Regions from separate parts of the Homo sapiens genome. Here all the other regions are linked to region 3. A link is a contact called in ENCODE Hi-C or POLR2A ChIA-PET data. All regions are on one chromosome and are shown on one strand. Each heading gives the region's core, a stretch centred on a gene start or an enhancer-like site at or near the end of the contact. The rest is flanking DNA. Distances are from core to core; before and after follow the strand shown.

Region 1 (4,797 bases), core at 2,280-4,779, 180 kb before region 3:
AGAACACAGTTTATGTGGTTTTTAATAATGTAGTTTTAAAAAGAATTTCAGAATAACCATTCAGTTTTCTAAAAATACAAGTTGCATCTGGTCTGTATGTAGAGGAAGCTCTGCCAGAAAATAATCATTTGCCAGAAACACCACAGCAGGATTGGAATCAGGCTGCACTGTGATCACGGTGACTCTAATTTACTAAAACACTCTTTGGACACTAGTCATGTGGTTTCAGACACTAGATAAAAGTTGGGGGGAAAGGGGAGTAGTCTGAATGTGTTGTCTTTTGAAATGTTGAGATTATCTGATAAAAACATATAATTCTTTTCAGCAGTTTACATATTGAGTTAGACACCTTAATAACCTAAAATGATCATGCCCTGTAATATTTCTCTTAGCTAAAAAGGAATTCAGTCAAGTGAATATTGCATGCTAATGAGAAGACAGCACAACAACGGCCACAAGTCTAGTAACCGCACTGTACAGCATGGGTGCAAGGGCAGGCCTGTGCTACCAGACCACCTGGGTTCTGTTACTGTATTCTGTACTGGGTTCTGTTCTCAGTTCTGTATGATTTTGAGCAAGTTACTCAATTTACCTTTGCATCTGTGATATAATTTAGGGTTGCTATGGGGATTAAAAAAGAAAATCTAAATGAAGTACAGGCATCTGGTAAGAACCTAATAAGTGACAACTGTGTTTATTATTAAAATTACTATTACAGTCCTGTTTTTAACCAATTGCCTGCTTCAGTGAAAACAGCTCTACTGCTTCTCAAACTGTGGTTTACTGGTTCAGGTCAAGATATATATTCTCTCTCCAGCTCTCAGAACAGGATTAACAGTTCCTGAAAGATGAGGAGGCCCCTTAGGCAACTGTACGCCTTTTACTAAAATACTTCACTGTCTTGTATCTCCTTTTCCCCCCCGTTCTCAATCATCAATTTTATTTCCCTCACTTTCATCTTCAAGCATTTTAAAAATTGAATTTATCATCCAACTAGTCCATGTTTAATGTGGAAGAAGTAGGGAATAAAGATATACAAATAAAAAACACTCTCTATAATCCCATTACCCAGTGATAACACTGACTTTTTGATACTTTTCTCTGTGTACATATACACAATAATATATATTTATTTTATAAAAAATAGAAACATTCTAAACAAACTAGACTGTAGGGTCTACTTTGAAATCATTTATCAGATCTGTGATTTTAGGAATGATCATATTCTGTATATGGAGATACCATCATTTTAAATTTATTTTAATTCTCTGTTTATTGCACTTTATACCATTTCTGGTTTACCCTTTTCAGTGATGTTTTGCTGAATAAGTGTCCCTACATTTTTGCACAGCCTTCTCATTTCTTTTCTTTTTTTTTTTTTTTTTTTGAATAGGATCTCACTCTGTAGCCCAGGCTGGAGTGTCGTGGCCAGATCTCGGCTCAATGCAGCTTTGACCTCCCCAGCTCAAGTGATCCTCCCACCTCAGCCTCCCGAGTTGAGTAACTGGGACCACAGGTTAGAGTCACAATGCCCAGCTAATTTTTAAATTGTGAGTAGAGATGAGGTCTACGTTGCTCAGGCTAGTCTTGAACTTCTGGGCTCAAGCAGTCTTTCACTTCGGCCTCCCAAAGTGTTGGGATTACAGGTGTGAGCTACCACGCCTGGCCTTGTTGACATACTTTAAAAGACTCCCTATCTTGGTATTAAAATCTTACTAATCCCTTCGGTAATAGATCAAATAGCATTTTCTCCAAAATCCTTTTACTATGTCCTTGGACTAGATCAGATTTCATGGCCATATGCTCTCAGACATCTAGTATATTTCTCTGTCATAATACTTGTCAAAATAGAAATGCGATAGTTTTGAATATATTTAATAGTTTAACATTGGACACTCGGGCTGGAGAGCTCCACATGCCCTGGGACTCTTGTGCTCATCGCTACAGCCCAGTACCCGAATGGCAACAGTCGTTCTCACACCAGCAGAAGTTCAATGAATGGATAATGAATGAATGAACATAAGAAGTACTTTTGTCATGGCAAACATACATATTTATATTCTCTTGTATAATATCACAATCTCTTTTTATATTATTACCACCATGGTAATTTTCTCTCTTGCTTCCCCAAATATTTACGGAGCAAATGCTGTGTTCAAGGCACATTTTGATGCTGTGAGTGATGAACAAACGTGATTGTCTGCCTCTCTTATATTTCAGCCCGTGAGACACACATTAAACAACTAACTGCCGAATTACTTCTTTTTTTTTGAGACGGAGTCTTGCTGTGTCGCCCAGGCTGGAGTGCAGTGGCGCGATCTCAGCTCACTGCAACCTCTGCCTCCCGGGTTCACGCCATTCTCCTGCCTCAGCCTCCCAAGTAGCTGGGACTACAGGCACCCGCCACCATGCCTGGCTAATTTTTTGTATTTTTAGTAGAGATGGGGTTTCACCGTGTTAGCCAGTATGGTCTCGATCTCCTGACGTTGATCCACCTGACTTGGCCTCCCAAAGTGCTGGGATTACAGGCGTGAGCCACTGTGCCTGGCCCGAATTACTTCTTAATTCCAATAGCAGCAAAGCCTATGAAGGAGATGCTCTCAGAGCACATAAAGTGGAACCTGATCTGGCCTGGGGTCAGGAAGTGTTTCCCTGCAGACGTGTTATTCAACTGCCATGTGAATGATGAACAGGAGTTAAGGTGGGGTGTGACGGCAGGCGTGGTACACAGCTGAAATGGGATAAGCTTCAAAGAGAGGAAACTGCTTGTAAAGATCCTGAAAAGGGGAGAAATACGCATCTGTTGAGGGACTGAAAGCCAGAAATTAAGGGGAGAATGATCTTCTTAAGCTGACACTGGTGAGGCCACAGTAATGAGGGTCTGGTGAGTCTTCTTAAGTATTCTGGTCCTTTTCATTTCTTGAGAATGATTCTTGCTCTGTCACCAGGCTGGGCTTGAACTCCTGGGCTCAAGTAATCCACCAGCCTTGGCCTCCTGAAGTGCTGGGATTACAGGCATGAGCCACTGTGCCAAGTATTCTGGTCTTTGTCTTAAGAGTAATGGGAACTCATATATGGATTTTAAAGGAGAATGATCTGATGACATGTATACTGATCTCTTACTGCAAAAAACAAATATTACTTAAATGTTCTGTTTTGTTAATTATCTCAGCCCAGAAAAAAGTCCCTTATACCTAGACTTGAGCTCACTGTATAATTTTTGTATCCCTAAATAAAAATTCATTTACCTCACTAGCCCTAGATAAGATATTTCAAAGGAATAAAAATAAATAAGGTTATTGTAAAACAACAAACAGAAAGCCCAAAGAAGTATCTAGTAACAGGAGTAAACAACGCAGTAATTTTCAAAGTGCATGCAGTATTCATTTGGCATCAGCAGATGGCGTAAGGCGTCATGTTACTGCCCACGGCTATCGGGAGCAGAGATGAAGTTACCTAAATCTCCGCTGAGTCAGGGGGGGAATAATGTCAGCTTCCAAACATGCTATTTATAGTCATGCATCATGTGACCTGGCTCAAATGTTTCATCCTGGGTTTACTCTTCCACTCATGCAATACAATTTTCTCATTACTAAATTTATTTAACAAGCTTTAATAGGATTTATGATATCAAGTTTTCTTTTAAGAGTATTTTTGATGTCTCCCTATCCCCCTTCACTAGCAGACACAGTGCTCAGCGAATTTCAAGGTAAACAGTATTCTTGTTTCTTACACAACAGAGGACAAAGCTTCCTAACAAAGTAAACACAGAGAAATGTCTGGTAACCATCTTTTGTCTCAGAAGACAGGATTTCAATTTTTTTTTTTTTGAGATGGAGTTTTTCACTCTTGTTGCTCAGGCTGGAGTGCAATGGCATGATCTCGGCTCACTGCAACCTCTGCCTCCAGGTTCAAGTGATTCTCCTGCCTCAGCCTCCTGAGTAGCTGGGATTACAGGCATGTGCCACCACACCTGGCTAATTTTTTGTATTTTTAGTAGAGACAGGGTTTCTCCATGTTGGTCAAGGTGGTCTCAAACTCCTGACCTCAGGTGATCTGCCTGCCTTGGCCTCCCAAAGAGCTGGGATTACAGGCGTGAGCCACCGCGACCGGCCTCAATATTCTTTTCAAATACTTACACAAGGCAACAAGCTTGGAGAAACACTATTTCTTGCTTATGAAATGCAGGACTTATAAGAGTTCCAAAATCATAAAAAAAACCTTTTCTTTTTCCCTAAGCTATGGTCAGAAATCAGGACTGTCATTCAGATCTCTGGTTCACTTCTTCATTGAGACGAGTGATGGTCTTTGAAAGCCAGACGCTGTGGCCTGCTGTCGGGGCTACCCACCTCCACTCCGCCTTGTTGTGTAGGAATGAGTTACACTTGTCAGGAAGGCTCGTGTCATTTGACATGGACTCCAGGATTGAAATGATTTGCTTGAATGATGGCCGTTTCTGAAGAAGAGAAAATAAGTAATCATTCGCTGGGACTTAAGAAAGGAGATATTTAAGAGAAAACGTAGATACTACAAGCATAGTAATAAACTCAACCCACCATAACAAAATAAAACATGATACAATGTCCTGATGTAGTTATTTTACAATCATCAGATCACTCAGGTTTAGGGAGCTCTATTCTTTATTTTCGGTGAACTATTCACAAGGAGAGATTCAGATGCTGTTTTCTATCGTGTGGCCTAAGGTTGGGATAATTCATGTTTTTTGTCCAGGAAGGGAGAAAACTAATTCTCTCTTTTAAGAACTCCTAAAAGGAAACAGTGAAGTCCTTTAAAAAT
Region 2 (4,511 bases), core at 954-3,453, 160 kb before region 3:
AAATGAACAATGCATTGAAAATAATTTAATAAGAGGCTTAGGCTTTTTAAAGCATATAGAGAGGTTAATTTTTAAATCTTTATTCTTCTATTTTAATTATGATATATTGAAGAATCATGAAAGGACAAAGAAAATTTAAACTCTTGCCTTTTAATGATATCACTGAATGATATCACTGAAGAGTCAAGTTAACACAAGTATTAGTAATTATGTGATCTTAAATAAGATGTAACTGGGATAAAGGAAATTTCTCTTCTGATAAGAAGTTCTACATCCCTCAAACTGCAAAAATTCAATAGTTACAACTTGGGTAGCATTTAATAATCTATATGACTGGATTTCATAGTTACCTCTCTCTTGCTTTAGAATCAAATTCCTGAATAATTTTTCAGGTAGAATCTGTATAATTACTATTACTGGTAGAGATAGTTTCTACACTTGCTGACAAGTAAGGATTTCAAAAAACAAGACTCAAATACAAAAGCTTTAAATATAGGCACTTTCCTTCCTCATGGAAGATTATAAGAAAAAAGTACCATAAAGTATTAGTGTACGATGCATAGTATACATTTAAATAATATTTCATATAAACAATAGTCATCACACACACATAAAATTCTATTTAATGTTTTTGTAGATCCATCTATAATTCTGCCTTATATTTATTGCAAACAATTAAGAAGGCTGAAAAATACTTTCATCAGGTGTACATTCAGGGTTTCCTTAAAAAAAGAATTGGCAGGTGTAACTGAGGAGACTTTTGGGGAGAACTGGAATGAGTGGTGACCATTTTGAAACTGGATTGGAGTTTATCTGCTTTAATTGTTCCTTTTAAGCATTGCTGATTAGCTTGCAGCAATTTCAGATATACTTGCTGGTCCACCCTCCATTATCCTCACATCTAGAAAGAAGAGAATCTTTTTTGTGAGAAGATATTGTCTCAACAGCAATGATGCTGAGCAATGCCTATTTTAAAATGCATGAATCAACCTTTGCTTAAAATATTCATTCTCTGATTTCTCAACATATCATTGCTCCAGTGGATTCAATCATAGGTTAAACTGAAAGGTACATAGCTGAATTTGAAACAGAATCAACAAAAATCAAGGCTTCCTACTTAATCTCTTAAATTCTTAAGTTCTACACCCAGCTTATCAGAGAAAGCTGAAGTCATTCCTAAAGCCTTGATTTTTTTTTTTTAATGGGCCATCTTAAAGGATTTTTAAATGTTAAGTATTACTTGCGTCCATAAACATACAAGCCTCTTCTCTGCCTCACTCTTCTCACCTGAGGTCAAACACATTAGCCAGACAGGCAAAAGGGATTTTATTAATCTGCAGTTTTGGACACCATCAGTGGGTCCAATCCCATTCTCTCCTTCCCTTTTTTTATTTTTTTGAGACAGAGTCTCACTCGGTCGCCCAGGCTGGAGTGCAATGGCCCAATCTTGGCTCACCGCAACCTCCGCCTCCCAGGTTCAAGTGATTCTCCTGCCTTAGCCTCCTGAGTAGCTGGGATTACAGGCATGCGCCACCACGCCTGGCTAAATTTGTATTTTTAGTAGAAACAGGGTTTCTCCATGTTGGTCAGGCTGGTTTTGAACTCCTGGCCTCAGGTGATCCACCTTCCTCGGCTTCCCAAAGTGCTAGGATTATAGGCGTGAGCCACCGTGCCTGGCCTCTCCTTCCTTATTTTTAACTCTGGTACCAGTTTGCTACCTAATTTTTTTTTTTTTTCTAGACTGAGTCTCACTCTGGCTGGAGTGCAGTGGCTTGATGTTGGCTCACTGCAAACCTCTGGGGTTTGAGCGATTCTCTTGCCTCAGCCTCCCAAGGAGCTGGGACTATAGGCGAGTAGTGCACCACCACGCCCAGCTAATTTTTTGTATTTTTAGTAGAGACAGGGTTTCGCCTTGTTGGCCAGGCTGATCTCAAATTCCTGGCCTCAAGTGATCCACCCGCCTGGGACTCCCAAAGTGCTGGGATTATAGGCATGAGCCACTGCACCAGGCCCAGTTTGCTACCTAATTCGATTCCTTCTCTTCCTTGCCCTTCTGATGCAGAGCACTAGCACTCTTGAGAAAACACCAAGAATGACTCAGCTGATGTGGAGCCAAGAGACTTATCCCTCAGTCGGGATGATGTGGCATGTGGTTAAGGGGGTGCAGGGAGAAGAGTTTCCCAGGCTGGGAATCAGGGATGCTTAAGTAGAGCACAGCAGGAAGCAGAGTGACTGATGTTAGCTGTTTTGTTTGCTGTCTATCTATTCTAAGTGCCAATAAAGTAATAACATGGGTGTAACTGGCTGAGCACCCTAAATGCAAACGTGTGTAAGGTGATGTGCTGTAAGTTAAGTACTACCTATATATGCATTTACATTATTTAAGGGTATTTCCACAATGCTCAGGCAGCCTCCAATAAAGGCACATCACCTTGCTTACAGAGAGCTGGTCCTTGTGTTCTACTGACATACAGAGAAGTCACTATGATATTACATGAAAATATCTTTAAGAATATGAAAGTTTAAGCATGATTTGAGATGCCCGATGCATCAATACACAATTAAGCAAATTAACATAAAGTCTCAGGTACACCACCCTAAACACAGAGCTTATTATTTTTATAATGTAATGAGGCATCATTCAGCAGCAGCATCTAGCATGAAACTCAAAAAAAATTTTTTTTCACTTTCCCTATTTGAAGAATTTGGTAGGTGTTGATGAAACTTAAAATAGACAATTCCCCAAAGGAAAGACTGCTACTTTTGGAAGTCACACAGTGAAATCAACGTATGAGTTGCTCCCCTTACTGAGTGCTAAATCACATTATATTTGCTTTGTAAAGAGATGCTTGTAGAGAATGGAGTAGTAAAATGTAGAGGAGTTAATTGCCCCAGGAAAATTCAGACACACTTTGTAGGGGTTGCTAGAATACAAATATAACTATCGGTGTTCATTATTTAGATGAAGTTGTTTCCAAAGCAACTCTGACAGTTATAAATAAAGCCCAGAAATGTTCAGTTAGGAAAATGGAAAAAAAAAAGATAAAAATAAATGAAGTTTGAATTGCTTTAGAAAGCATTCATCTATGCAAGAATGTATGAGAAAAAAGACTGGGCACTTTGTTTAGGGGTTTGGTGTATTAAAAATATTTAATTCCAACAGCGATGCCTAAGTAAGTTTACATTAAATGTAAAATAAAATCTGAATTGCTTTTACATGGCAGGACAAATAAAAATTTTTTTTGCAAGTGGTTTCTATTTTTAGCATATTATGTATACAAAATGAGTAGAACTAATCCTACAATAAATCATGTTTTCTGGATACTGAGTCTAAGTAGAGACTTTCAGAACAACAGAACTATGATTTTTCCATTTAATGTGTCAAGCAAGCTAGTCAATTATAATATCACAAAACATGACAAACATGTCTGCCCTGAAGCTACAACTAGATTTCGTGGATAGAAATAAAGTAGAGTCTTAAGAGGAAGATAAAAGGAATTCAGGAGTGGAAAGGCAATGACCTAAAATATTATCTGTACCATCAGCTGTGGAATTCTTACTACTTTTGGTCTGGAAAAAGAACATCTAAAGACAGAATAAAACATTTTCTGATGTTAAGTCCCCATTTCAGGAGGGGAAAATGCACCCCACTAATTCTATAAGAATATACCAAATATTATTACCTTTGGCTACATCAGTGGCCCAGGTCATAATGTGATCCATATCCATCTCCTCACTTCTGTTACTGTTAATGTAATCATAGAGTGATCCCAGAGAAGCATATTCTATTTTAAAAGGAAAGATAAGCATATAATTAAAATCAAGATACATTTCAGAAATAAGACTTTATATTTTCATTGAGAAAATACATTAAAGAATTTAACAAAAGACATCAAAAATATATAAAAAATTGTTCCATGGTGTGGTTTCTAAAAGTTAATGTCATCCAGAAAAATATCTGTCAAACAAAAGACAGTAACTTACAATGAATAGTAAACTTCAGTTGAGAATCAAAAGCCATTTAGCTGGAACTGAGAAACCCAAAGAGGTGTTGGAAGAATAAATTTGAAACAAAGGTATGTATATAAATAGGTATTTCTTTAAAAGTTGTTATTCTTATGAGATAGATATTAAATGCATAAATCAGACAGCTTAATGACAGTGTAAACAAATCAATTGTTGTCACATAAGGACTTAGAAGAGCTCTCAAAATTTAAGCACAGAAGGTCAAAAAAGTGAGAAAAATCCTTTAAAAATGAAGTATAAATTACATACCACAAACTCACCTGCAATAAGTATATTATTGGATGATTTTTAGTAAGTTCATAAAGTTGGGCAACCACCACCACAATCCAGTCTTAGAACCTTTCCATCACTACAAATAGTTCTCTTGTGCCAGTTTGCAGTTAATCATCACTCTCACACCAGCCCTACAATCTGCTTTTTCTCTCTACCAGTGTGCCTTTTCTGGATAGTTCATATAAACAGAATCATACAAATTGTTCCTTGTG
Region 3 (4,765 bases), core at 898-3,397:
CTTGAGAGGGCACTAAGGGAGTCTCACAGCTGCAGCCACCATGGCTTCTACCTGCCATGCAAATGCTACTTGTTTGTTGAAAAATATCAACTTATAAGGTGTGATCTCTATAGGCTGGGCACTCAATCTCAAGGAATTTTAAAGCTGAGAAGTAACCTAAACAACTGACCAAGAAATAACCTTCTCTGTGTTTTACTGACATCAATGAAGCTGATCATTTTGAATCTGTACTTACGCCATTATTAGCTTTTATGAATATATGTTTGGGAATGAGACATGTGGAAAAAAACAGAAATTCTTATTAGAATGGTGATGTTTAACACAGGTACTTGGTTTAACCATTTTTTAGAAAGAGAAACCCCAAACTTCTTCATACCAGGTCCCTGAAAAGGGAAAGAATTCATTTTGCAATACGCATAAATCCTTCATCCTGAATCAATATGGTTATCGAAATTGACCATATCATAATGAAATCCTGTTTGGATTAACATTTTTGAAAAAGACTAAATTGTTGCATTTGCTACCCATTGCAAAGGTAGCAAAGAGTAATTCTTAAATTGTCTGTGTGGAGATGGAGAACATATTTCAGAGAAGCTAGTGTGTATGGTCCCACTGGTGAGAAAGCAAGTGAGGCCTTTGGTGTGCTGGGACAATGGGTCTGAGTTCAGGAGCTGAAGGTTATTTAGAAGACACCTGGGGCTAAAGGCAGGTATACAATCGCATCTATGTGTTTGCCTCTGTCCTTTATGTGATCTTGAAAGAACAAATGCAGGGCTGTAGACCTGCCTTTCTAGTCACTGCCTTGTTATCAGCTAACTTTATTACCCTATGTAAGTCATGAAATTTCTCTATGCCTCCACGAATGTAAACAGAGGAATAAGAACATCTGCTTCCACCAACTTCACACAGTTCTGGGCAGGCAAAGAGCTTAAAACAAATATGTTGAAGTTCTCTAAAAATATAAAGTAAAACAGATGCTACTGTCACGAGGTTTCAACCTCATTCTTGTAGATCTCGGATTTAAAAAGTCTACAGTCTTCTTCAGCTGGGCTGTGTAAATAGCTTCTCTACAGGACGGCAAATGTAGCACAGGGCTTAATAATGGTTAAATAACATAAACTAATTTATACTGAAGGCCAAGTCCACCTACTCATTCACCTAAACAGAAGGGAGAGGGATAAGAAAAGCAAAAATATATATATATAAAAAAAAGTCCTGGGTGTTCTGAAAGGCTCTCCCATGTTGCCTCTGTAAAATAACAGGATCAGGCCCCAAAAGATTTTCTGGCTTCCCACATTTGTGTGCAGATTGCCTCTCTCTTCTTGTTGCATTGGGCACTGCCAGGCTAAGGTGAAGAGAGAGAGTGTGCTTCTTCTAACGGGAAAGCACATCTTGTCATAGTTTCCATAATCAGCTCATTCCAAATATGTGAAGGCATTTGTCCCTTGCCATAAGGCTGTGCAGACTACCAGGGAAGTGGCTATACTCTGAACCAGAAATTCACAGGCACCATTTTACCAAGCCTTTCTTAAAATAGCCAGCTTTGCCATATTAACAGATAGCAGCTTTTGAATCCAAGGGATTTGGTATTCTATTGAACCCTCAAGTTGTTGGCAAATAATTCCAGGCATCTGGCAAACTGATATCTATAAAATGTCAAGCAGCCTTTACTTCTTTGTTTAGCCCAGGAAATCAAACTCCATGTTTGATTTTGGGTCAAGAAAATTGTCTAGCTGGGGTCACTTGTGCTCTCAGCCTTCCTGTGTGCTAGAGCTCCCTGCATTTAGAAAGGAAAGAAGTCTCACAGCCATAGGCCACATTTAGCATTTTATTTTTAGCACTGTGGTGATACCAAAAACATGGAAGTAAACAGGAGGTTGTCAGGCATATCTAAATAGCAGGAGAAGATTAAATTCATGTCAGGGAGAACTCTAACTGGCCCCTGTAGTAAAAAAATTGTTTCCCATGAAGTGCTGTTTAATAGAATATTTATAAGATAGATGCTTCTTTTTCTGATGTTTGTAGTGATGATTTTCATGTACCAGGTTAGCTCGCATGCATTTTACCGATTTAATTCTGTCTGGGCTGGATGTGCTGCTGTACATGCATGCTGCACTGCCCTCTACTGGTGAGAATGTGTCATGCTGGACATTGACTTCAAGATCTTTTCAACTGAACTTTCGAAGTATAAGGGAACTTGGTTTACGGAAGGAATTTTAAACTAAAGGAGGCAAAACCGTCTGAGTAGAAAGCAAAGAGCAAAGAGAGGTCACAACTTCGACTCCAGCATCAGTGCTGTAAAGAAGTTAATTTATCTATTGATGTTAAATGCTACAAAATATAGGAGAGATCCATTACAAGAGTTTGGTTATTCCTAAGACCCTGTGTTTGGCCCTCTAGCAGTTCCTAGATCCTGCTTTTCTTTTTAAGGTGTAGTCTAAGAAAACAAAATGAAAACACAGCTCAACATTTTTTTTTCTCTTTCCAAGCTAAATATACTTACTGGGCTGCTATCTTAATAAATTTTTTTAATAGCTGAACACGCTTGCTGAGCTGAGAACAAAGGCAGATCTCAGTGACGACCCAAAACTGAATTTCATTAAATCTCCTCAGGAACAAATCCAAGTTTGCTGTGGTCTTTTTAAAATTATGCCTTCCAAATGTGTGATAGATTAGCTCCAGCTAGAAAATAAAGGAAAACAATTTTGCTTATTTTTTTTTAAATCAAAACACCAGCAGGTTTCTCTATTTGTCAAGACAGTGTTTTACTGGTCAGCAAATGTGAAGTCAATCAGACTTGAAGGGCTTCCATGAGGTTTGTTAAATATATAAATATAAACTAGGTTTTACTGGCTTAATATACACAGGAAGACACGGCATACTGTAAAGATTTTTCTTTAATACTCAAAGGCTTTATAGCATGCTTTATTTATAAGCTCAGTATGCAAAAAAATGGTCATGTGGTTTCCATATTGTAGCACATATTAGCACTTACAAACTAAGCAATGCCAGCAGCCTTTATCCTTGCTATCTCAGCTACTAACACATCTGATCCTGCATCTTACCTCATGCACGCAGTTGAAGAGTTCCCAATCATAAATTGTCATCTGGTATGCTAAATCTTTGGAGCTCATCAGTTCAAAAGTTCCCACTGTTCCAACAGTTGGGCCTTCCTGTTCTGGTAAGGGAGTCTATGAATAATAATGCAAAAACATATCAGAAACTCAACACAGACAAGTATTTAGCACTAAAAGCTTTCAGGAGTTTCTGAGGGGAAAGGATTCTGGAGATGGACGCTTTCAGGAATATCTGGAAACTCTGAGGAGAGATGCCTCTGCTCGCAACGCTAGTTGCTTTAGTGTCGTCTGTAAGTCACCAATCATCATTACCATCAATTCCACTGACTGAAAAATGTGAACCGCGGCAAATAAGATTCAGTGAAGAGTGACCTGCAGAGGTTCTCTTCTCTCACACTCAGGCCTGGGAGGTCCCTGGAAACTCTTCTTTTCCCTGGTAAAAATGGAAGAAGTCCTGGGAGACCTTTTTTCTCCTATTTCTCACTGAAGCTGCTGTAAAGCAGGTAACGGCATGGCAGTTTGGGACGTTCATCCACAGTGCTACTTCCTGCTGCCGGTGGCCATGGTAACACTGCTGCCTCTCCATCTCTTGGGACACACTGCCTGGGGTCATGAGGGAATGGAAAGCTCTGTGAACTGAGGTTACACATGATGTCTGATCCCTCTACTCTTGGGCAGATGTTGAGCTGAGGATGTTATTCGCATGGTTATGGTGTTTTGGGCTAGACATTAGAAAGCCAACGTCTGCTACTTTCTGGAAGACCCCTCACTAAAAGTTTCCATCTGACTTGCTTATCTCAGTTTTATTTTATGAGAAATGATCTAAAGTGTTTTTACTTAGTGAGATGAATGATATGCATATATAGGAAGCACACGTATAATGCAATAGATTTATATATAAATAGGCAACACACACATTACAAAGTTCCAAAAGTCACAAAAGTGGCTGGCACAGTGGCTCACGCCTGTAATCCCAGCACTCTGGGAGGCCAAGGCGGGTGGATCACCTGAGGTCAGTAGTTCAAGACAAGCCTGGCCAACATGGCGAAACCCTGTCTCTACTGAAAATACAAAAATTAGCTGGGCGTAGTGGCATGTACCTGTAGTGCCAGCTACTCGGGAGGCTGAGGCAGGAGAATCGCTTAAACCCAGGAGGCAGAGGTTGCAGTGAGCCGAGATCGTGCCACTGCACCCCAGCCTGGGCGACAGAATGAGACTCCATCTCCAAAAAAATAAAATAAAATAAAAAATAAAAACAAAATGATGCTAACTATATTTAGATACTATCCATGTCAGAAGTCCTAATATTATACAAGTTCCATCATCATTTTCATCATCATCACTGTATTCTACAAACTCCCACTGCATTCTGGGCACTAGAGAAATTACATGTTCTGCAGGTAGACGGTGCTTGCATTTGGAAGTTTACAGTCTAAGAGAGGACCAAGCAAGGTTACAGTTGAAGGGAATCAACCCTGTCTGGCCCATACAGCACTCCACAGAGGCAGCATCTGCTGCTGGTCCTTATTTGCAGGTATAAAGGGACAGAAGCAACAACACATGTGACACCCAGGTACAGAGATAAACAGGAGGGGAACATGAATGAATTTTTGGGAAGTTATTGGGTATTTGGAATGAATGTGTGGTCTGAACAGGATCTTGAAGAAGCTGGGCTTTAAAAGATGAAG

Evidence for each region. A loop is a pair of places that touch in the nucleus more often than their neighbours do. ChIA-PET counts read pairs that join two places held with the same protein, here RNA polymerase II (POLR2A). Pooled maps may share reads with other maps.
Region 1: a loop to region 3 is called in a map of heart right ventricle, with 13 times the contacts of the local background. The contact joins two enhancer-like sites. A Hi-C loop is called at or near these places in 135 of 168 maps with a recorded cell type or tissue (A673, B cell, CD14-positive monocyte and 78 more), 37 of 37 single-sample maps with no recorded cell type and 50 of 50 pooled maps. POLR2A ChIA-PET finds 5 or more read pairs at or near these places in 11 of 52 experiments (A549, AG04450, CD8-positive, alpha-beta T cell and 8 more).
Region 2: a map of PC-3 shows a loop between it and region 3 (5-fold over the local background). The contact joins two enhancer-like sites. A Hi-C loop is called at or near these places in 1 of 168 maps with a recorded cell type or tissue (PC-3) and 4 of 50 pooled maps. POLR2A ChIA-PET finds 5 or more read pairs at or near these places in 3 of 52 experiments (Caco-2, OCI-LY7 and Panc1).

What each region holds. Positions count from the first base shown.
Region 1 is chr2:173,209,388-173,214,184 of GRCh38, reverse strand. It overlaps MAP3K20 (mitogen-activated protein kinase kinase kinase 20), which reads right to left. Exons shown (of 20, transcript NM_016653.3): 10 at 4,350-4,456. It overlaps MAP3K20-AS1 (MAP3K20 antisense RNA 1), which reads left to right. Exons shown (of 8, transcript NR_033882.1): 5 at 1,394-1,516; 6 at 4,240-4,538. Among named protein-coding and RNA genes, the nearest start is that of MAP3K20-AS1, 70 kb to the left of the region's middle. Within about 2 kb of position 3,529, at least 10 of the 41 ENCODE cell types and tissues checked have a DNase peak (open chromatin) inside an H3K27ac peak, as active enhancers do; they include Panc1, dorsolateral prefrontal cortex, gastrocnemius medialis and 7 more, where a contact is called at or near this core.
Region 2 is chr2:173,182,128-173,186,638 of GRCh38, reverse strand. It overlaps MAP3K20 (mitogen-activated protein kinase kinase kinase 20), which reads right to left. Exons shown (of 20, transcript NM_016653.3): 4 at 3,684-3,785. Among named protein-coding and RNA genes, the nearest start is that of MAP3K20-AS1, 98 kb to the left of the region's middle. Within about 2 kb of position 2,203, at least 10 of the 41 ENCODE cell types and tissues checked have a DNase peak (open chromatin) inside an H3K27ac peak, as active enhancers do; they include Panc1, where a contact is called at or near this core.
Region 3 is chr2:173,024,998-173,029,762 of GRCh38, reverse strand. RAPGEF4 (Rap guanine nucleotide exchange factor 4) reads right to left here. Exons shown (of 31, transcript NM_007023.4): 24 at 3,066-3,191; 25 at 2,504-2,682. Among named protein-coding and RNA genes, the nearest start is that of MAP3K20, 48 kb to the left of the region's middle. Within about 2 kb of position 2,147, at least 16 of the 41 ENCODE cell types and tissues checked have a DNase peak (open chromatin) inside an H3K27ac peak, as active enhancers do; they include Panc1, dorsolateral prefrontal cortex, gastrocnemius medialis and 7 more, where a contact is called at or near this core.